Regions from separate parts of the Mus musculus genome. Here regions 1 and 2 are each linked to region 3. Evidence: chromatin loops called from intact Hi-C (ENCODE). Cell type or tissue: left cerebral cortex. All regions are shown on one strand.

What was found. Peaks named below come from ENCODE experiments on the same cell type or tissue, not always from the same donor. Only the 100,000 strongest peaks of a DNase experiment are listed, where the experiment ranks them.
Region 1: it touches region 3 in a loop (25-fold over the local background); 21 of 42 quality-filtered maps call a loop at or near these places.
Region 2: it touches region 3 in a loop (17-fold over the local background); 27 of 42 quality-filtered maps call a loop at or near these places.

What each region holds. Positions count from the first base shown.
Region 1 is chr6:128,626,154-128,634,153 of GRCm38, reverse strand. No RefSeq gene overlaps it. Among named protein-coding and RNA genes, the nearest start is that of Klrb1a, 7.2 kb to the right of the region's middle. In left cerebral cortex, a CTCF peak has its summit at 3,953 (motif pointing right); DNase peaks (open chromatin) are centred at 3,566 and 3,963; H3K27ac peaks cover 242 bases.
Region 2 is chr6:128,601,275-128,609,274 of GRCm38, reverse strand. It overlaps Klrb1a (killer cell lectin-like receptor subfamily B member 1A), which reads left to right. Exons shown (of 6, transcript NM_010737.3): 6 at 1-48. Among named protein-coding and RNA genes, the nearest start is that of Klrb1a, 18 kb to the left of the region's middle. In left cerebral cortex, a CTCF peak has its summit at 4,629 (motif pointing left); DNase peaks (open chromatin) are centred at 4,580 and 6,721.
Region 3 is chr6:128,750,632-128,758,631 of GRCm38, reverse strand. No RefSeq gene overlaps it. Among named protein-coding and RNA genes, the nearest start is that of Klrb1, 32 kb to the right of the region's middle. In left cerebral cortex, a CTCF peak has its summit at 4,600 (motif pointing right); DNase peaks (open chromatin) are centred at 4,132 and 4,606; H3K4me3 peaks cover 194 bases; H3K27ac peaks cover 196 bases.

The DNA.
Region 1 (8,000 bases), 120 kb after region 3:
GTCTGTTTTTTCTTTTTTAAGAGATCTTATTTTTTTCTGATTAGTTGGATAATTTATTTGAAGTCAAAGCATTAGCTAATTCTTAGAGTACTTTTCACATTAATTTCTCAAGCATCTATATCTCGCTATATAAATTTACTCTAGTGTAGCTTAATTCTTTGTTTTCCTTTTCCTATTTATTGAAAATTCTGATTATGGTTCTCCTTTGAGATCCTCTCCATTTCCCTGACTCTTCCAACTCCAAGATTTCATTCTCTTTAGAAAACAAACAGGCAAATAAAAAGAAAAAAACACAATAATGAAACAAAATAAACAAACAACCAAAAAAACACATTTATACCCACCCCACCACCCCACCCTGTAAAAACACAAAATCAGAAACCATGATATTAAACAAAAAACCAATAAGGTGCCGGGAGTGGTGGCACATGCCTTTAATCCCAGCACTCGGGAGGCAGAGGCAGGCGGATTTCTGAGTTCGAGGCCAGCCTGGTCTACAAAGTGAGTTCCAGGACAGCCAGGGCTATACAGAGAAACCCTGTCTCGAAAAACCAAAACCAAAACCAAACCAAAACAAAACAAAACAAAACAAAAAAAAAATAAGGTAATAAATACCTAAACAAAGCAGTATGAGAAAAAAATCTCCAAAAGTATAATTGAGTTAGTTTTCTGTTATAGCCTAAACCCTTTTTTTAAGTCATCGAAATAATTTAAATAGTTAAATGCCTCTAAATATACATGATCTCTCCTGAAGCTAAAAGTAATATGCACTCAACCAGTTTTTAAAATCTATTTGGAACATTAAAGATGATAGAAGTAGGAACAAATCACTTATGAAGTTCTCTATGAAAGAAAATTGTGACAATTTCCTGATTAGACAAAAACTTTTCCATCTCCAAGGGAGAATACTCAGCATAACTGTGGCATCATAGAATGAATTAGATAGTGTTCCTTCTGTTCCTATTTTGTGGAATAGTTTGAGGAGTATTGGTATTAGGTCTTCTTTGACAGTCTGATAGAACTTTGCACTAAACCCATCAGGTCCTGGGCATTTTTTGATTGGGAGACTATTAATGACTGCTTTTATTTCTTTACGGGTTAAGGGAATGTTTGAATGGTTTATCTGATACTGATTTAACTTTGGTACCTGGTATCTGTCTAGAAAATTGTCCATGTCATCCAGATTTTCCAGTTTTCCTGAGTATAGGCCTTCTTGGGCACCAGGCTAGATGGTGCCTATGCATATAGGCAAACACTCATACATATAAAGCAAAAATTAATTTTAAAAATTTTTAAAAAGAAATACTGTGTTGTATTCTTACAATAAAGTAAATAGAGAACGAGTGAATTGGCATTGTGACCTAGTTAGAACCTGATTAAAATAACACAGCCTTTGGGAAGAAGTTGGTAAGATGTCAAGAGTGTTAAAAATTGCTGGACTTGGTGGAGGACATCTTGAAGCCTAGCAGTCAAGAGGGAAGCAGATCTCTGTGAACTTGAGGCTACCCTGGCCTACATGGCAAGCTCCAGGACAGACAAGGAAAGGTGGGGGCGGGGAGAACGGATGCTACAAATTCCAGTGGCACTGCCATACCCACTGGAATCAGCAAGACTCATGGAGTCTGCACAGCGCTTGACAGTTCCAGTGAAGCTGAGCGATTGCTGCCGTCGCTGTCCTTCTAACTTTTAGGTTTGGGTCTCCGTGTGTTGCATTTCTTGGGGACTTTCTGTGTTATGATTCACTTCATGTCTTCTCCAAAGAAAATGATATCTGATTCTTTTTAGAAACCTCTTAAAATTACCTTTATCTGGCTGCCATTTGCAAGTCTTCCTCATGCTCTGGAGGTCACTGAGCACATAGCTAAAGGAGGCCAGTACTCCATGAATCTTCTTGGGGTGCCTGCCCCTGAGCAAACCCAAACACTGTGGTTGGTGCAGGGCAAACAGAGACAACTGACAAACTCTGACAGGCCAAGAGACTAGGTTACAGATTCAAGGTCACTTTTTATTATAGGCTTAGAGCTGTCTGAAAATATAGTTTAAAAATTGGGGGAGGGGGGTGTTGTACAAGGTACACCCTTGGAGAAACAGACTCAGTGAATACGATAGGTTCAATAATATAAAATTTTCCTGCTTTGTAGCACAGGAGCTAGGTATTAATGTTTGGTATTCATACAAAGACCACTTTAGATATTTTCTGTTTGTCTGGAGTGCTCTCAATCTATAAACATTGCCATCCTAAAAGAAGGCTGTCATATAATAAATGTGTTTGCTTTGGAGGTGACATTCTCTAAGCTGGAATTTTAGGGTTGATAATAAAAGCAATATCTGTTCTGTTCTCTAATTGAGACTGAATGTGTAACCCTGGGCATGTAATGAAAACTCAAACACAATCTGTAGCACTTGGGTAATCATTTGTCTGCCTTTGATCTGTGGAACCTGTGTGAATAAAGAAGCAGCTGGGTGCTCGTCAGTCAGAGCTGTGCGATTCCCTTGCACATCTCCTGACTCACTCCCCTTCCCTCCTGATATCATCTTGTTTCCTGATAACCTCTGTGGACCCCCAAGACAGCAACGACCCTCTGCCCCTCTGCTGGGGAAGGACCCTGGCCTCCCAGTGCTCTGGGCTCAAAAGATAAATTATTTGGACAACATCCAGTTCTCCTGATTGCTTCCTGTTTGGAGGCACACGGGTTGTGTTGCCTGAAAGGTTAAAAACCTTGTTTATTGATCAGACACTCTGGACTATCAACGCTCTGTTTGTCAGTCCATAGTCCATGAGTGACAATGGGTGAGAACCCAGATTGCTCATGAGAAGACTCCAGGAGAACAGGACAAGCGTCCTGGGACCTCAGCCCTCCAAAGCAAAGCGTTGTTCTTGGAACGTGCTTTTGTGCCGCTCCCAAGTGTAGTACACAGGAGTGGGTTGACTTCAGATTACCGTTAGCTCACTTCAAATGATGTTCCCAAGCATGGGCTGTCCTCGAAGCTGTACACAGCCGGAACTCATGTGAATACACCTTGCCCTGTGATTGTATGTAGCTTCAACTCACGTGAGCCTTGCTCATAAGACCTTGCTCAACCCTCAGAATACACATACACTGTCTGATGCTCCAAGTAAAGTTGGCTATTACATGAGACTTTTGTCCTGCTCCTTCCTCGTCCAGGTTCACACTGCTAACTAGAGTCGTGACAACATTGTTCTGCATGCTGGAATGCTTCAGAGGAATATTACAGATATCTGGAAATATATTCCCTCCTCTTCCTCCTCCTCTTCCTCTTCCGTTTTCTTCTTCTTTCCAGGGTGTGTTAGCTGAGAGAAAAACTTAAAGCAGGAGGAATGTCTTTGGCCCAGCTTCAGAATTTTCAGCCCTTGTTAAAGCTGTTCCCGAGCTCAGGGAGACGCAGGATGTGATGGTGGAGAACGTGTGGCACCCGGAAGCAGAAGAGAGGTCTTTTCATGCCTTCTCTAAGTGGTTCGGGCTGAACTGGTAACACTAGGGAAGTAGGAGCAGGGAGGGCCGAGAGCAGAGACACAGCACAGGACACAGAAGAGCAGAGGCAGGGACCGCTGAGTGTAGGCAGTCGTGCTGGGGACACAGCAAGGCAGCTGCTGCTGGACAGCTGAAGAAGCAGCAGTTGATTGGTTTGTGAACAGTCAGGGAAGGAGCGAGAAGGAAGATGGGAAAGAGGACAAAGAGGGCAGAGCTGAGGTTGAAAAAGCATAAAGGGCTGTAAGGAGAGAGAGGAGAGAAATCTCGGGTCCTTGTTGCCAGAAAGAGTCCTGGAGAGCTACCAAGTCTTCATGCACAAGGGTCTTAGACCCGGGGCTGAGAGAGCTGTAACACAGGTTTCTGCCAAAGGCAGAAAGGTCAGGAGCCATGGGGTCTGTATTGAGAGCTGAGGATACTGGTAGTAGAGGTCTGCCCAATGACTGAACACTAGAGGGCGCCAATTGCTGCTGATTCCCAAATAGTCCCTTGGCTTGCTTCTTCTGCAGTCACTGAGGATAATTGCAGGGAAGCAAAAGCTGCCAGGACTGGAAATGGCAAAGCTTCTTGCCTATCCAGGTGGAGGGAAAGAACCTTCATCCAGCAGATCCCTGACATTTCCACACTCAGAGCTTAATTATCACAATAGCTTGCTGTGGACTTTGCATAGGCATGGCTCTGACCTTCCTTTACCACAAACTGCACCAGAATAGGCGGGGAGGCAGGGGTGGGGCTGGACAGGGGGCAGGGAACAAATCTGAAAACTGATGAAGAATTTGTATCCAAAGGAATATTTTAGGATAAATTAGATAATATCATTCGGCAATCTTATCATAGTCGGTAAATTATGGACAGCTTTGACTTTGGTAAGAGGATTTCTGCAATAGCCTAAATGAAAGGAATGAAGCATGAAAACAGAAATAAATGAGCACAGTTAGCAGAGACAATGAGAACTAAAGGAGGTAAGAGGGTATTAAGCTACCTGTCAGACACGATAAAGCAACGGAAAGGGTAAGAGTTAAATAACTATGAAATCTGACATGTATACACCTGGTATTTCTGAAGAACACACAGCACAGAAGTTTAACACTCATACGGGAAAGCTTCACAGAAAATAACTTGAGAAGTCAAGGGAAAATGCATGCTGAGGAAATCCCTTGCTTCCTGTGTAAACAGGGGTAACTCTCACAGCTAAGGGGTGATAGGAGGTTTCAGAAATTATTTGCATTTGCCCCTCATGTGAGCTCACCATAAATATAAATAAAATGCATTTGTCTATATAATTTTTTATCTGGTTGTATACTCACAACCTAGAACCGTTGGTCACCCGTCTGGGACTTCCTGTGTTTCAGGTACATTCTCTACTGTCACTCCATTCCTAACAGCACAACCATCCATCCACACAACATCACACTCACACACACACACACACACACTCACACACACACACACAACACACACACACACCCACACACACACACACACACACACTGCATACACACACACACACACACAGACACACACACACACACATACACACATACACATACACACATACACAGACACACACACACACACACACACACACACACACACCTGCCTTTGCTTTTAATTCCAGGAGTCCAGCTTCATATGCACATAGTCTCACATGATGTGTATTCTATACTTCAGTTCTTACATGCAACCCTCCCAACAGATAGTGAGGCTTGTGTGTAGAGACGCTGACCACCTAATAAGGGGGCCATATTGTCTAGGAAAGGGAGTGTTGGGGTTCAAGAATTGCCTCACAAACCACAAGGACACCCATCTCAGTCAGGCTGGGAGAGTTATTGAGCATATGCCCCAGGGCTGGCCAACCTGGGCCATGGTCCAGTTTCAGGAACTGAACTGGACCCTGAGTTAAGATCCTACAGGGTTGTTAATCCCCAAATCCACAAATATCTGTGTTATTTCACCAACCAGGTCTTAGGGGATTTCCTAAGGAACATGTCTTGGTTGTACATTTATCCTGCTCCCATTATCGGGGTATTCAACTGTAGCAAGGGACTTGCCTTATCTAAAATTCATGTCCTGTCTTGTCTACCAGGATGGGATATATCTAACATCCATGTCTTAACTTACCAACCAGGATGTCAATTACCCATGTACATGTCCCTTTCTGCCATGTAGGATGTCAGTTCCCAGGGAGTTCTTGGGGGCTTTAATTTTACTGGACCACTACTCAAAATGGAAGTCTTATTCCAAATAGGGTTTTTATATTGGTGCAGGTGTCTCTCTTATGTTGGGGTCCACCCCAGGGGCAGCTTTTACCATAAAAGCTTATGTATAGATGCAGGATGTGCTGTTGTGTGGTTGGTTCAGGTTGAAGCTTGTTGTAGATAACCATACAAAACAGTTCTCCTGACTTCTATCATGACTGGTTTCCAAGAGCACAGAACATAACAGAATATGCCAACCTTGGCATTAGAAAATTTTCTAGTAACAGCAGAAACATATGAGAAAGTTTTCTTTTAATAGCAGGCTGGCCAGGAACAGTTACCTAGGCCTTAATATTTTACCTAAGCCTTAACAGGGGGACTTGAAGAAGAGTGAATTCCAGGGCTGTGTCCCCTTCCTTTCCCCATCTACGATCTTTGTTTTTTACAACAGAATTATAGAACCATTTGTTACAGAAATAAACAAAATCGATGTTCATAGACTCCACACAGGTGCTAATAGGCCTGTTAGTACTTTAAATGGTTACTGTGTCTACTGACCATAATTACAAAAACCTGCTTTTTTGGAGACCTTTGCGGTTGGTATTTCCTGTGCACAGAGACAACTGGTCTGCTCTTGTTTGCAGTGGAAAATTCTGAGCCTTGACTATTAAAGGCTTTTAGCAAGTGTCTTATTTCATCATGATTTTGAAAGTTTTATGAGTACTGCTGTCATTTATTCTAGGAAAAGTCAGGAAGAGTGCTTCCTGTGCAGAAGAGTTTGCCTTAAAGTCTGATGGTAATCGATGGTTTTCTTGGTGTTTAGAAGTCATGAGTCTTTGCTATTTGTCCTGCAACCATCCATTCAGCTATGATATTCAGTCACACACACACAGACATTTAGAGCTGGCTCAAAGGGTGACAGCACTGACAGCCACATCTGATGAGCAGAATTTGATCACTAAAACTCACAGGGTGGATGGAGAGAACCAATTCTTGTGAGTTCACATGTCATAGCATGTGCACACACACACACATACACACACACACACACACACACACACATACACATATTAAATACACAAATGTTCTAGAGTGTTAACAATAAAAAAAGCCTTGATGCCTCCAAATAAAACTGTAATGAAGACAGAGTCTTGGTTCATTAGCTAAAATGGAGCTTTTGAGTTTTACCCTAATCTACTATGACTGATAACATAAAGATTTGGGCACAGATACAGGGGAGGGGAGGTGGGAATAGAGAAACAAGAAGATCGCTTTGAGATCACGAGGGAGGCCTCTGATGAAATCAACTTTGAGAACACTCTGATTGTAGACTTTGGCTTCCAGAACTCTGAGAATATAAATTCCTGTTGTTTCAGCTGCCCAGACTGGGGTACTCTTTATGCAAATCCTAGAAAATCCAATACAGTAAGTACTCCACATCTGCTCCACAGTGCAAATAGGAATCACAGTACAAACACAGCAATTATGTCACGTGTTCACTTCGATATATATCCGTCATCATGAACAGAAGTGGGGAGGGCAGACCCTCCAGTTTTAGAGAAAATGTTTTCAGTCTACATCATGGAGTATGATGTTCGTCACTGGCTTTTAGATTTAAAAATGTTTTAACACATTGATCAAGTGAATGACTGACTAGTTGTCTTTGTTGAGCAAGCATGATACACCTGAGTCCCTTAGTGTGTTTGTGGAGGTCAGAGCACAGAGGACAGCTGTGGAAGCATCCCTCTCCATCAGATGAGTCCTGACAATTGATCTCAGATCATCAGGTGTGGTGGGAGGAGCCTCTTCGCATAGAGCCATCTCTGCAGTCTACTACTGTCCTCACAGATGGGCTTCCCCACTAATTTGATAAACTCCTCAGCAGGAGTGGTGTGTAATCTTGTCAAGTGCTGCTTCACCTCTGCATTCACTGAGGTGACCAAATATCAAATACAAAATGTCTTCCTGTTTGCTTCTATTTATATTGTTAAATAATTGTGTTCGTTCATCATTTCCTGCCTCCCATTAGTGCTTTCTCTGGGGATCTGTTAGCTCACTGAGGATGTTTAGAACTTTTTTTTTTTTAAATTCTGTCAAGCAGCTCACACATCTTTGACATCTTAGTCTATGAAGCACCATTTCAATGGGGCCATCTTTCCCTGTTTCTTTAGATCTGTGTACAATATTTTCTCCATTTGTTATTTTGCTGGTTTATTTTTAGGTTGTTGTTGTTTCTTAACACAAGGTCCCTCTACATAGCACTGACTGTTCTAAAACTCACTCTGTAGACCAGGCTGGCCTTGAACTCACA
Region 2 (8,000 bases), 150 kb after region 3:
GTCATAAGAAAACCATTTACCAAAATCATTAAAATTCTCTTAATACAGGGACTGGTGCCTCATGTCCATGTTAACAGCATTGGGAGGCTGAGCCAGGAGAAGCAAGAGTTCAAGGCCAGCCTGGCTTTGGTGGATTGGTTCCCAGGTGGTGGCACTGTTTGGTAAGGTTTAGGGAGTGCAGCCTTGCTGGAGGAAGGTCGCTGGAGGAAGCCTTTGGGAGTAAAAGCCTCACGGACTTGTAGTTTGCTCTGCTTCACACTTTTGGTCCAAAGATGTGAGCTCTTGGCTCTCTGCTCCAGATGCCATACCTTCTGCCTTCCTCCTGCCATTATGTACTCTGACCCTCTGGAACAAAAAGCCAAATTAACCTCTTTCTTCCACAGGTCACCTCGGTCGTTGTGTTTTATCATAACAACAGAAAAGTAACTAAGAAATTGGGCCACATAGTGAGTTAGTCAGAAGCAACAACAGCATTGCTCTTGACAGTTAGTTGGAATGAACATGTCTGCAACCTAGGCAGGCAAGCACAGGGAATAACTTAGCGACTTGGGATTCTACTTCATTTGAGTTGTGCACACCTGTCTCCTTTGGGAATGCCCTTGGCAGCCTAGGTTCCTTTCCTGTACATGCTAGGCACACACCTCCTCTCTAGAGAATGAGTCAGCTATCTGTTAGCACCCCAAGACCACCACACATACCCCCAAACCAGCATACACCCTAAGACCACCAGATCCATAGAGCTGCACTTAAGCCTACCTTAAACCATGGAAGAAGTCTTTCATCCCCTAAGGGCCATCAAACATTGACAGTTTCTAATCAACTGTGTTATTAATGTATCTGGGTATAAACTAGTTTGGAGTCCATGCTCAATAAGGCAAACTGTGTCCCAAAGCGAACCTGTTAAGCCAACCTCCTATTTACCATCTTATGCCTAGCACAAATGAGCCATGCGTTATGAGAAGGATTTGGGTAACCTAAGCTTGTCAGCCAAAATAGAGAACCTCCCAAACTAAGCTCCTAGTAACCAAACCTCTTAAAGGGAAGCCCAAACAGCCATCAGGGCCCTACCGTACTCACTCCCATGGCTACATGTTCTCTTTAGAGTGCATTCCAGTCTATACCCTAGCCTCAAGCTAGATAAGCTTTCCCAGACACTTTGCTACTCGTTGAAAGAGGGACCATGAAGCGGGAAACACCCCATCCTGCCTTGCCATTGCCAGCATGCTTCATTTACATAAATGGTCAGTATTTGGGGGGTAACCCACTGATAGAGCTGGAGCCCAAGTTTGAGTACCCCCAACAGGCCCCGTCAGGGTCCTTTCTCATACACCTGGGGACACTAGGGAATCAGAGCGTGCTGTGCATGTGTCCTTTGTACTTCCTCCTAAATTCCTAGCATATCGAATTGGAAGGCAGATAACCCATAACAACTGTCTTAGTAAGGGTTTCTATTGCTGCAACAACAGACAACAAGCAAATTGGGGAAGAAGGGGTTTATTTGGCTTACACTTCCATATCACTATGTATCACATCGAAGGAAGACAGGACAGGAACTCAAACAGCAGGAACCTGGAGGTAGAAGCTGATACAGAGGCTATGGAGGAATGCTGCTTACTGGCTTGCTTCTCATGGGTTGCTCAGTCTGCTTTCTTATAAAACCCAGGACCTCCAGGCCAGGCATAGTACCACCCACAATGGCTGGGCCCTCCCCTCAGCAATCACTAGTTAAGAAAATGCCCTACAGCCAGATCTGATGGAATTTCTTAATTGAGGGTCTCTCCTCTCAAATGATTTTAGCCTCTGTCAACTTGACACAAAACTATTCAACACCACATCTAAACATTTGTGGGCATTCCATCAGCCACAGTGTGTTATCACACACAGGACAGTGCTGACGGGGACAGATGATAAATGTGGGTTTGTTTACACTTCTCATCGCCTGGTTAGCACATAACCAGGCTGCCTTGAACTAGTTATGTTTTCCTAAGTTAGGATCTGTAGCAGTACCAGTTAAACACAGACAAAAAGAGCCCAAATGAGTATTAAAAACAAACAAACAAAAACCTCCAAAACGTGTAGTTATTATAATCAGGGCAAAGGAGTCCGTAGCAAATGATTCAAGATCATTGCAAATGTAGTTAACAAAGTTATTTGAACTATAAAATAGTGATGGCATTAAATACAAACGCAGCTGTCCAATGATGCTTACATCCCTTAACTTTTGCTGCATGACAGTCATCTCAGCATCCAGTGGCTTTGTTCTTAAGATGAGATTAGTTGGGTGTTTTTGCTCGTCGAGTCTCAGCAGACCCACACATCTATGGAACCCTGACCGATTGTCTGAGTCCTGACTGATACTGGTTGAGCTCAGCTCAGGGACCATGTGACTGACACACTCATGGGTCTCCAGGTCTAAGTCGGGTTGTTTATGGGGTCCCTGGATAGACGCCAACTCAGAACTCGCCCCCTTCACATTCTCTTAGGTAAATCAAGTCAAAAGAGCACCCCAGGCCCAAGAACCTGCTGTCTCGTCTTCAGGGAAGGCAGTTCAAAGTCACTTTAAAATAAGCATTTCTGAAGCCCGAGAAACCTACCAATGGCCACATTCACACACACAGAAAAAGAATGATTCTCTCTCCCTGGACATCTGTCCGCTGTCACTAGCTCCTCTGTAAGGGGTGGGGATCATCTCCCTACCGTGCTGGGTTTTGGCTGGTCTTGTGTAAACAACCCCAGCTGCCGGGAGCCCGTGAACGCAATGGCTATGCCATAGCTGGAAGACAGCACTCCTCCCACTGCAGGCTCTCAGATTCTTCCTACCTCCTCATCCGCAGTGTTCTCCGGGCCTCTGGAGTGGGGGCTGATACAGGTGTCCTATTTAGGGCTGGAACCCAGTCCCTTATCCACAGCATCTTGGTCAGTTGTGCATCTCTCTGTCGAGGGCTGTTCACTGCACAAAGAAGCCTCTCTGACCAAGGCCGAGAGCAGCCCAGGTCTAGGGGTATAAACATACATATTTAGGAGGCCCTTTGACAGCATGGCCACTTAGAAAAATAACAATAGCAGGTTCAGTCAGGACTAAAGAAGAAGGTCCGGGTGTTTTCTAAGTTTCTGAATGCTAAATTCACAGCTGCAACTTTGAAAGGGTAGCATAAGGCAGCAGACTCCCAGAAGGAGCCCTGAGCGAGGCGATTGTGGCATAGTGCACAGTGTAATTTTCCTCAGAGGGCCAGTCTATTTCCTCTTCCAACAAGAAAATAGGCAACATTTCAATCTTGCCAGTTAACTTCTCCCCCACCATTGTGGTCTCTTTATTCTTAATCTGTTAATTTATCCAGCCTCCATGGTAGGAGCTGTCATTGCTGACCAAGGCAGGAGACTCAGAAGCAGGAGACATACTTGGCCCCAAACAGCTGGCTTCCAGGCATTTGATAGTTTCATTGAATTCTAAATTTGGATGTCAGCATCCATGCAGAGTCTCTCAGTTTCCTGTAATGCTACTTCCAGTGGGTCTGACATGCTCTCCTGGCCTCTGTGAGCACTACACACACACTCACACATACACACACACACACACACACACACACACACACACACACTCACACACACACACACACTCATACACACTTACACATACATACACACACACACATACCAAATCTTTACAAAAGACACAAAAGTGTATGTATTTCTCAGGTACTATGTTTACATATATACTATACTATGTGTATACATATACTATGTGTATATACACATTGGATAATGTCTGAAACTGGGTACACAAAGCTAACTTCTTGAACCTTTATCATTTCTTATGATGAAAGCATTAAATCGTTCTTTTCGCTTCCCTCCCCCTTTTAAGTACTTTATCATTTGATCTATAGTTACTCTAACTGTGCAATAGCACAGGGGAACTTTATACTCCTGGCCAATGGTAACTTAGTTCTCACCAATCCAAAGCTCTTTTCTTTAGAAGCAACTTCTGTTCTGCAAATAGCGACACTGCACAAAAAAATTTCATAGTATCTATAACTGCATATATGTCTAAAAAATTTTTTTTTACTTTTTGAAGTAGGGTTTCTGTGTGTTAGTCCTGGCTGTCCTGGAATTTTCTCTGTAGACCAGGCTGGCCTCTTACTCACAGAAATCTGCCTGCCTTTGCCTCTCAAGCGCTGGGATTAAAGGTGTGCACCACCACCACCCAGCCACCCAGTACAAATTTTGAATATTTTGATTTAACTCGCTCTTGCTCTCACTCTGTAACCAAAAGGGAAATGGTAATTCTTCCAACCAGAAGAAAAGCAACCCCAAATCTTCAAAACCAGTTCCTTCATTTTCTCCTCTCAAAGCTTGTGTCTTGGTGAAGTCACAAAATTAATCAGCAGGAGAGCTGGAACTTGAACCCAGATCTCTCCAAAGCTACCAACTGTTGCTTCTTAGACTTCCAGATGAACTGCAAATTAACTGGTCATTTGAGGACTTTCTCGTGGCGCACTGCCTTCTGGGGCAACTTCGCTTGGTTCCCTTCCTAGATCAGGCAAACCAGGGTAGATGTTAGTTACATTAGAAAGCATTTGCTTCTGCATTCACAGAATTTCAAAAGTGAGTCTATCGCCACCTTGTGTCCATAATATACAACTGCAACGTTGAAAGTATAGCACTTAGGGGGACTTTTCACATTTACCTAAAGGATGGGGAATGCTCTGTGTACACTGATATCTCTCAACCCAGGACCAATCATCATTATTGTTTTTTATTTCAAATGTACCTCATCCCTCTCTTGACTCCTCTTTTCTGAATGACTTGATAGTTGCAGGAAAAAACTAAGAAATAAAAAAATAAAATAAAATAAAAACCTAGCCGGGCAGTGGTGGCGCACACCATTAATCCCAGCACTTGGGAGGCAGAGGCAGGCAGATTTCTGAGTTCGAGGCCAGCCTGGTCTACAAAGTGAGTTTCAAGACAGCCAGGGCTATACAGAGAAACCCTGTCTCGAAAAGCCAAAATAAATAAATACAACCTAACATTCTAAGATCGGTCCTATATCTGAATTTTCTAAATTTTGCTAAACTATCATTAATATATTTTAGATCCTCCCTTCTCAATCCAGAGTTCAGCCCCAGTTTAGCGTTTACCATTGGTTGTAGACACTTTGGTCTCTTTTAATAAAGAGCAATCCATCCTTTTCTCTCCCACTGGCATCCATTGAAGAGTCCAGGACCAGCGTTCTGGGTGTGTGTGACCGAACATTTTATCCTTATTTCAGTTCCAGTGTTAAAAATTTGACTTCCAAGTTCTTTGACATTTTCCACGGGAAATGTGTACAGAGGGTGACCTCTCCCTTTCAGTCTGGTGACATAGAGGAGGATATCATTTAATCCATGGTTATTTGTTTGTTTGTTGTTTTTTGTTTGTTTGTTTTTTCGAGACAGGGTTTCTCTGTATAGCCCTGGCTGTCCTGGAATTCACTTTGTAGACCAGGCTGGCCTCGAACTCAGAAATCCGCCTGCCTCTGCCTCCCAAGTGCTGGGATTAATGGCGTGTGCCAACCACGCCCAGCCTTAGTCCATGTTTTGTTTTCAAACCTAAACTGTTAACAAATAGAATGAAATTAGTAGTATTTGAAGGGATGTACAAGTGACCTGTGTAAAGGCCAATAACTGTCTAATAAAGGTTAAACACTGGGAGCTTTTCTCAAGCAGAGTCAAGCACTCTGTAGGCAACAGTAATAGGTAGTGACGTGTGAAGAAAGGTAAGGCATGAGAATCTTTTAATACAGCTGTCACTCCTGAAGAATACCGTCTAAAATCCTAGAAGTGAACCTTTTGTGAACAAGTCATGTGAAAATCTACTATTTTATGAGCTACTTAAAAATATACATTAGTAAACAGCTTAAAATGGAGGTACCCTGCATGAGTGGAGAGTGCTGCTCCCAGATCACAGGTTTTAGAATTAAGAGCACAGTGCCATCTCTTGGTATCTCTGATACAAGATATCTCTGTATCTTGGTTGCAGGATACAGAGACATCAACCTGGAACAAAGCTAGAAGCTCCTTCCTTTCTGGCAACCATACATTGTGTCTGAAGATACTACACAGGCTTCTGCCGAAAAGGGGACTCATCAGTGGTCATACCCAGCTGTAGGCCCAGCATGATACATTACTGACCTGCCGGGCAAGGCAATTGCCACTGAGACAATAATGTCATGAGTGTTTAGGGGTAACCAACTGCTCTGCAATTGGGTTTGAGGCCTCTACACAGGATGGCGTACATGCGTGATTCTGCAGGCTTTATCAAATGGTAATTGGATATGCTGTCAAACTGCTTTCTATTGTACTCATAGACCAGGGCACCTTTCAGCCTTGGCCAGAGAATCTCCTTTTTGCAGCAGGCAATGATTCATGCAGAGACTTATTATCTGGCTGAAGTATTGAGGGTAAGTGACAGTTGCATGCTCAGCCATAAATGGGACATCAGAGTGTAGCAGGAACAGGGGGAGGGGGGAGGGCAGCTCTATGTAAACTCCAGGGGCTGCACAGCAGCTAAAGCATCTCCTGCAGGGGGACCTAATTGAGGACTGCCTGAGAGATCAAGGATTGCTTGCACGGACAATGCCAGCCAATTGGGAACTGACGTTTAGAAGAGATGCTTTATGGGGGACCAATAGGGTGCCGGTGGAGGGTTTTGAAGGAACTTGCAGCAGTATTCAGATGAGCTTGCTTGCATTTTTCACCTGCCCCCAGAGTCTGAGTCATTGATTACGTGCCACCTCATCTCCAACCCGCAAAGGCAGTAAGTCGCCCAGGGCACAGGCAGCATCAGAGAAGAAAAGGCGGAACGTAGGAACTAGAGGGTGAGGAGGATTATGGTAAACTGCCTCCTGTTATGACAGGGATGTACTGATCATAAGCAAACAGCAGCCAAGGATACCTGTACAAGATACCTTCAACATCCACTATGGATGGGGAGCTGCCCCAAGGTCCACCACTTTGTGAGAGTTAATGGTTTCCTGCAGAGCGAGCATCATTTCCTTCAGCACTATAGCTACTGGCAAGTTGCCCGTTGCTCTTGCAAACAACCCTCACAAACTCCATGGGAGGGAATTAGTTAGGCAGTAGATGAAGTTCAGAGGAAGAAAGCATAACGGAGAGTGATGGAGGGTTGACTAGAATCACAATACATTGTATGCATGAATGAACACACTCAAAGAAAAGGAAAATAAATGAAATATCCCTAAATATCACCAGATACAATTATTTTCTTCTGAGCTAACTTGTGGAATGTACTAGTAAAATGACAAGATGGTTTGCCAATTGTGTAAAAATGTCTAACATTAGACAGAGTTATCTTTTGGACCAAGTGTCTCATTTTATGCACTTGAACACTTAGGATGTATAGTCACTCAGGATTCGTCCTTCATTGTTTTGAATGAGCAAGAGACAGTATTGAGTATCATGAATAAGTTTAGCAAGTCGTGTTTAATGTGTCATTCCCTTTGATGGGAATGATTATTAAGCCAATCATACAGCTGCAGAGCCTCACTCCAGTTAGAGTATGTGGATAACAACATAACACAAGATGATTCTGTAACTTCAGCATAAAGAACATTTGAAAATCAGTGTGCACTGGCAACATTCACACTCCTGCATTCTTTGAGCATTTTGTCCGTCCTTGGAACACATCTTGTCTTAGTCAGGGTTTCTCTTCCTGCACAAACATCATGACTAAGAAGCAAGGTGGGGAGGAAAGGGTTTATTCAGCTTACACTTCCACATTGCTGTTCATCATTAAAGGAAGTCAGGACTGGAACTCAAACAGGTCAGGAAGCAGGAGCTGATGCAGAGGCCATGGAGGGATGTTACTTACTGGCTTGCTTCCCCTGGGTTGCTCAGTTTGCTCTCTTATAGAACCCAGGACTACCAGCCTAGGGATGGCACCACCCACAATGGGCCTGATCCCTTGATCACTAATTGAGGATCTCATGGAGGTATTTCCTCACC
Region 3 (8,000 bases):
ACATATGCAGCTAGAGTCAAGACCTCTGGGGTACTGGTTAGTTCATAATGTTGAAGGGTGCTCCTCTTTCTCCACATCCTTGCCAGCATCTACTGTCACCTGTGTTTCTGATTTTAACCATTCTGACTGATGTGAGGTGGAATCTCAGGGTTGTTTTGATTTGCATTTCCATGATGACGAAGGATGTTGAACATTTCCTTAGGTCCTTCCTTTGTTCGTGTGCACCCAAGTCCAGGAGAGCTGGAAGCCTCAGCTTAAAGTAAGGAAGAGCTGAGACAGGTCTGGATGCTTAAGCTGCCTAGGACAGGAGAAACAACCGGATCAAGCCGATTTAGAAGCAGAGGCTCCAAAGGTGGACAGTTCCTGTTTTCCTTGAAATAGGAAATGTCTTTGGATCTGTAATGGCCAGAGTTCAGAGACACCAGCAGGAGCTCTGGTTTCTCCTAAGTGAGCTCCCTGCCTGCATGCAGTGCACAGGGTGTGACAGACACTAAGGGGGCTGCTGAACAGCTTTAACACTGGATCCCTAGAGTTTCTTTTCTCTTTTCCTTTTTACCCCCTGTTACTGAAAATCGATTCTTTGATCAGACAATAAATCCTCTTCCCTCTGCTCCTCTCCATTTCCCCATTCCTCCTCTCCCATCCAGATCCACTCCCTCTCTGTCTCTCATTAGAAAAGAACTGTCTTCTTGTACAAGATAACAACAAAACACAACAAAAACAAAATAAAATAAATATATTAGGACAAAACAAAAGCCATCACATCAGATTTGCACAAGGAAACCAACAGAAGGAATAGAGCCCCAAAGCAGGCATAAGAGTCAGAGATCCACTCACTCACACACTCAGGTGTTGTGGGTTGCCCTGGTGCTGTTTGTATTTTGATGCTAATTCTGCTTCCTCAAGAGGGGCTGCCCCAGTGAGGAGTGGATCACCCGGGTGATTCCATTTGAGCCTTCTCCCCATTTTAAGTGGTCAAATAAAGGCTGGAGCCTATGACTGGGCAGTGGAAGAGAAAGGTGGGGCTGGAAATGTTAGAGAGGGAGAGAGAGGAGGGAGGAGAGAGAAACTAGGAGACAGAGGAGAGAGAGGAAGGGGAAGGAAGAGGAGGTGGAAGGAAGATGGAGCAGAACCACGTGGCCTGGAGGAGCCACAAGTAGCAAGGGATCTCCCAGCTGGGGAATGGAGTAGTGTACTGGTATATATATTCAATCTAGGCACACAGCTTATAAATACAATAACTGAGTTGTATGTTCTTTGCACAGGCTTATTGGGGTTGGAGATTTACCACAACACTCAAGAGTTCCATAAAAATACTATCTGAAAGCTATAATCTATGTGCAGAGGATCTAGGGTAGAGCCACGCAGACCTGTGCTTGTTGCTGCAGGCTCTGTGAATTCATAGAGCTTTGCTCAGTTGATTTACAGGGCCGTGTTCTGCTGCTGACCTCCATGTTTCTAGCTCTTACACTCTTTCCATCTCCTCTCCTATGGGATTCTCTGAGCGCTGTAGGAAGGAATTTGCTGAAGACATTTAGAACTGCCTGTTCCAAGGCCCCTCCCCTCTGCATAATGTCAAGTTGTGGGTCTCAGTTGTCCCCATCTGCTGTGGGAGGAAGCTTCTCTGGTGATGGCTTAGTAAGGCACTGATTTATGAATATTAGAGAATATCATCAGGAGTCATTTATTTGTCCCTGGCTTTTTTTTTTTTTTTTTTTTTGTGGGGTGGGTTTGGGAGACTTTAATGACTGATTCTATTCATGGTTTATCTGATCCTGATTTAACTTTGGTACCTGGTATCTGTCTAGAAAATTGTCCATGTCGTCCAGATTTTCCAGTTTTCCTGAGTATAGGCCTTCTTCAGCACCAGGCTTGGTTGTGCCTCTGCATATAGGCAAACACTCATACATATAAAGCAAAAATTAATTTTAAACATTTTTAAAAAGAAATACTGTGTTGTATTCTCACAATAAAGTAAATAGAGAACAAGTGAATTGGCATTGTGACCTAGTTAGAACCTGATTAAAATAACACAGCCTTTTGGAAGAAGTTGGTAAGATGTCAAGAGTGTTAAAAATTGCTGGACTTGGTGGAGGACATCTTGAAGCCTAGCAGTCAAGAGGGAAGCAGATCTCTGTGAACTTGAGGCTAACCTGGCCTACATGGCAAGCTCCAGGACAGACAGGGAAATGTGGGGGCAGGGAGAACGGATGCTACAAATTCCAGTGGCACTGCCATACCCACTGGAATCAGCAAGACTCATGAAGTCTGCACAGTGCTTGACACAGTTCCAGTGAAGGTGAGCAATTGCTGCCGTCGCTGTCCTTCTAACTTTTAGGTTTTGGTCTCCGTGTGTTGCATTTCTTGGGGACTTTCTGTGTTATGATTCACTTCATGTCTTCTCCAAAGAAAATGATATCTGATTCTTTTTAGAAAATTCTTAAAATTATCTTTATCTGGCCACTATTTGCAAGTCTTCCTTATGCTCTGGAGACCACTGAGCACATAGCTAGAGGAGGCCAGTACTCCATGAATCTTCTTGGGGTGCCTACCCCTGAGCAAACCCAAACACTGTGATTGGTGCAGGGCAAACAGAGACAACTGACAAACTCTGACAGGCCAGAAGACTAGGTTACAGATTCAAGGTTGCTTTTTTATTATAGGCTTAGAGCTCTCTGAAAATATAGTTTAAAATTAGGGGGGTTGTACAGGGTACACTCCTGGAGAAACAGAACACAGTGAATAAGATAGGTTCAGTAAAATAAAATTTTCCTGCTTTATAGCATAGGAGTTAGATATTAATGTTTGCTATTCATACAAAGACTACTTTAGATATTTTCTGTTTGTCTGGAGTGCTCTCAAACTATAAACATTGCCATCCTAAAAGCAGGCTGTCATATAATAAATGTGTTTGCTTTGGAGGTGACATTCTCTAAGCTGGAATTTTAGGGTTGATAATAAAAGTAATATCTGTTCTGTTCTCTAATTGAGACTGAATGTGTAACCCTGGACATGTAATGAAAACTCAAACATAATCTGTGGCAACTAGGTAATCATTTGTCTGCCTTTGATCTGTGGAACCTGTGTGAATCAAGAAGCAGCTGGGTGCTCGTCAGTCAGAGCTGTGCGATTCCCTTGCACATCTCCTGACTCACTCCCCCTCCCTCCTTATATCATCTTGTTTCCTGATAACCTCTGTGGACCCCCAAGACAGCAACGACCCCCGGCCCCCCTGCTGGGGAAGGACCCTGGCCTCCCAGTGCTCTGGGCTCAAAAGATAAATTATTTGGACAACATCCAATTCTCCTGATTGCTTCCTGTTTGGAAGCACGTGGGTTGTGTTGCCTGAAAGGTTAAAAACCTTGTTTATTGATCAGACACTCTGGACTATCAACGCTGTGTTTGTCAGTCCATAGTCCATGAGTGACAGTGGGTGAGAACCCAGATTGCTCATGAGAAGACTCCAGGAGAACAGGACAAGCGTCCTGGGACCTCAGCCCTCCAAAGCAAAGCGTTGTTCTTGGACCGTGCTTTTGTGCCGCTCCCAAGTGTAGTACACAGGAGTGGGTTGACTTCAGAGTATCCATTAGCTCACTCTTCAGATGATATTTCCAAGCATGGTCGGTCCTTGAAGCTGTATACAGCCGGAACTCATGTGAATACACCTTGCCCCGTGATTCTATGTGCTTCAACTCACGTGAGCCTTGCTCATATGACCTTGCTCAACCCTCAGAATACACATACACTGTCTGATGCTCCAAGTAAAGTTGGCTATTACATGAGACTTTTGTCCTGCTCCTTCCTAGGCCCCACTCGTCCAGGTCCACACTGCTAACTAGAGTCGTGACAATATTGTCTGCATGCTGGAATGCTTCAGAGGAATATTACAGATATCTGGAAATATATTCCCTCCTCTCCCTCCTCCTCCTCTTCCGTTTTCTTCTTCTTTCCAGGGTGTGTTAGCTGAGAGAAAAACGTAAAGCAGGAGGAATGTCTTTGGCCCAGCTTCAGAATTTTCAGCCCTTGTTAAAGCTGTTTCTGAGCCCAGGGAGACGCAGGATGTGATGGTGGAGAACGTGTGGCACCCGGAAGCAGAAGCGTGGTCTTTTCATGCCTTCTCTAAGTGGTTCGGGCTGAACTGGTAACACTAGGGAAGTAGGAGGAGGGAGGGCCGAGAGCAGAGACACAGCACAGGACACAGAAGAGCAGAGGCAGGGACCGCTGAGTGTAGGCAGTCGTGCAGGGAACACAGCAAGGCAGCTGCTGCTGGACATCTGAAGAAGCAGCAGTTGATTGGTTTGTGAACAGTCAGGGAAGGAGCGAGAAGGAAGATGGGAAAGAGGACAAAGAGGGCAGAGCTGAGGTTGAAAAAGCATAAAGGGCTGTAAGGAGAGAGAGGAGAGAAATCTCGGGTCCTTGTTGCCAGAAAGAGTCCTGGAGAGCTACCAAGTCTTCATGCACAAGGGTCTTAGACCCGGGGCTGAGAGCTGTAACACAGGTTTCTGCCAAAGGCAGAAAGGTCAGGAGCCAGGGGGTCTGTATTGAGAGCTGAGGATACTGGTAGTAGAGGTCTGCCCAATGACTGAACACTAGAGGGCGCCAATTGCTGCTGATTCCCAGATAGTCCCTGTGGCTTGCTTCTTCTGCAGTCACTGAGGATAGCAGGGAAGCAAAAGCTGCCAGGACTGGAAATGACAAAGCCTCTTACCTATCCAGGTGGAGGGAAAGAACCTTCATTCAGCAGATCCCTGACATTTCCACACTCAGCGCTTAATTATCACAATGGCTTGCTGTGGACTTTGCATAGGCATGGCTCTGACATTCCTTTACCATAAACTGCACCAGAATAGGCGGGGAGGCAGGGGTGGGGCTGGACAGGGGGCAGGGAACAAATCTGAAAACTGATGAAGAATTTGTATCCAAAGGAATATTTTAGGATAAATTATATAATATCATTCGGCAATCTTATCATAGTCGGTTAAATTATGGACAGTTTTGACGTTGGTAAGAGGATTTCTGCAATAGCCTAAATGAAAGGAATGAAGCATGAAAACAGAGATAAATGAGCGCAGTTAGCAGAGACGGGTAGGACAATGAGAACTAAATGAGGTAAGAGGGTATAAAGCTACCTGTCAGGCACGATAAAGCAACGGAAAGGGTAAGAGTTAAATAACTATGAAATCTGACATGTATACACCTGGTATTTCTGAAGAACAAACAGCACAGAAGTTTAACACTCATTCGGGAAAGCTTCACAGAAAATAACTTTAGAAGTCAAGGGAAAATTCATGCTGATGAAATCCCTTGCTTCCTGTCTAAACAGGGGTAACTCTCAGAGATAAAGGGTGATAGGTTTCAGAGATTATTTGCATTTGCCCCTCATGTGAACTCACCATAAATATAAATAAAATGCATTTGTCTATATACTTTTTTATCTGGTTGTATACTCACAACCTAGAACCGTTGGTCAGCTGTCTGGGACTTCCTGTGCTTCAGGTACATTCTCTACTGTCACTCCATTCCTAACAGCACAGCCATCCATCCACACAATATCACATGAGCACACACACACACACACACACACACAGAGACACACACACACACAGACACACACACACACAGACACACACACACACACACAGACACACACACATACACACACACACAGACACACACACAGACACACACACACACACACACAGACACACACACACACACAGACACACACACACACACAGAGACACACACACACACACAGACACACACACACACAGACACACACACACAGACACACACACACATACACACACACACAGACACACACACACACACACAGACACACACACAGACACACACACAGACACACACACACACACACTCACACACACACACACACACACACACACACACACACACACACACCTGCCTTTGCTTTTATTTCCAGGAGTCCAGCTTCATATGCACATAGTCTCACATGATGTGTATTCTATACTTCAGTTCTTACATGCAACCCTCCCAACAGATAGTGAGGCTTGTGTGTAGAGACGCTGACCACCTAATAAGGGGGCCATATTGTCTAGGAAAGGGAGTGTTGGGGTTCAAGAATTGCCTCACAAACCACAAGGACACCCATCTCAGTCAGGCTGGGAGAGTTATTGAGCATATGCCCCAAGGCTGGTCAACTGGTGCCATGGTCCAGATTTGGGAACTGAATTTGGACCCTGAGTTAAGATCCTACAGGGTTGTTAATCCCCAAATCCACAAATATCTGTGTTATTTCACCAACCAGGTCTTAGGGGGTTCCTAAGGAACATGTCTTGGTTGTACATTTATCCTGCTCCCATTGTTGGGGTATTCAACTGTAGCAAGGGACTTGCCTTATCTAAAATTCATGTCCTATCTTATCTACCAGGATGGGACATATCTAACATTCATGTCTGAACTTGCCAACCAGGATGTCAATTATCCATGTACATGTCCCTTTCTGCCATGTAGGATGTCAGTTCCCAGGGAGTTCTTGGGGGCTTAAATTTTACTGGGCCACTACTCAACATGGAAGTCTTATTCCAAATAGTTTTTTTTATGTTGGTCCAGGTGTCTCTCTTATGTTGGGGTCCAACCCAGGGACAGCTTATACAGTAAAAGCTTATACACAGGTACAGGAAGTGCTTTTGGGTGTTTGGTTCAGGAAGGTAACTGTACAAAACTGTTTTATTGACTTATATCGTGATTGGTTTCCAAGGACACAGAACATAACAGAATATTTAATCAATCTTAGCATAAGAAAGTTTCCTAGTGAAACTGCAAAGCTTCTGTAAGGCAAAAGACACCGTCAATAAGACAAAAAAGCCACCAACAGATTGGGAAAGGATCTTTACCTATCCCAAATCAGATAGAGGACTAATATCCAATATATATAAAGAACTCAAGACGGTGGACTCCAGAAAATCAAATAACCCCATTAAAAATGGGGCTCAGAGGTAAACAAAGAATTCTCACCTGAGGAATACTGAATGGCAGAGAAGCACCTGAAAAAATATTCAGCATCCTTAATCATCAGGGAAATGCAAATCAAAACAACTCTGAGATTCCATCTCACACCAGTCAGAATGGCTAAGATCAAAAATTCCGGTGACAGCAGATGCTGGCGAGGATGTGGAGAAAGAGGAACACTCCTCCATTGTTGGTGGGATTACAAACTTGTACAATCTCTCTGAAAATCAGTCTGGCGGTTTCTCAGAAAATTGGACAAGGTACTACCGGAGGATCCCGCAATACCTCTCCTGGCCATATATCCAGAAGATGTTCCAACTAGTAAGAAAGAAACATGCTCCACTATGTTCATAGCAGCCTTATTTATAATAGCCAGAAGCTGGAAAGAGCCCAGATGCCCCTCAACAGAGGAATTGATACAAAAAATGTGGTACATTTACACAATGGAGTACTACTCAGCGATTAAAAAGAATGAATTTATGAAATTCCTAGACAAATGGTTGGACCTGGAGGACATTATCCTGAGTGAGGTAACCCAATCACAAAAGAACTCACATGATATGTACTCACTGATAAGTGGATATTAGCCCAGAAACTTAGAATACCCAAGATATAAGTTACAATTTGCAAAACACATGAAACTCAAGAAGAATGAAGACCAAAGTGTGGACACTTTGCCCCTCCTTAGAATTGGGAACAAAACACCCATGGAAGGAGTTACAGAGACAAAGTTTGGAGCTAAGACAAAAGGATGGACCATCTAGAGACTGCCATATCCAGGGATCCATCCCATAATCAGCCTCCAATCGCTGACAATTGCATACACTAGCAAGATTTTGCTGAAAGGACCCTGATATAGCTGTCTCTTGTGAGACTATGTCAGGGCCTAGCAAACACAGAAGTGGATGCTCACAGTCAGCTATTGGATGGATCACAGGGCCCCCAATGGAGGAGCTAGAGAAAATACCCAAGGAGCTAAAGGGATCTGCAGCCCTATAGGTGGAACA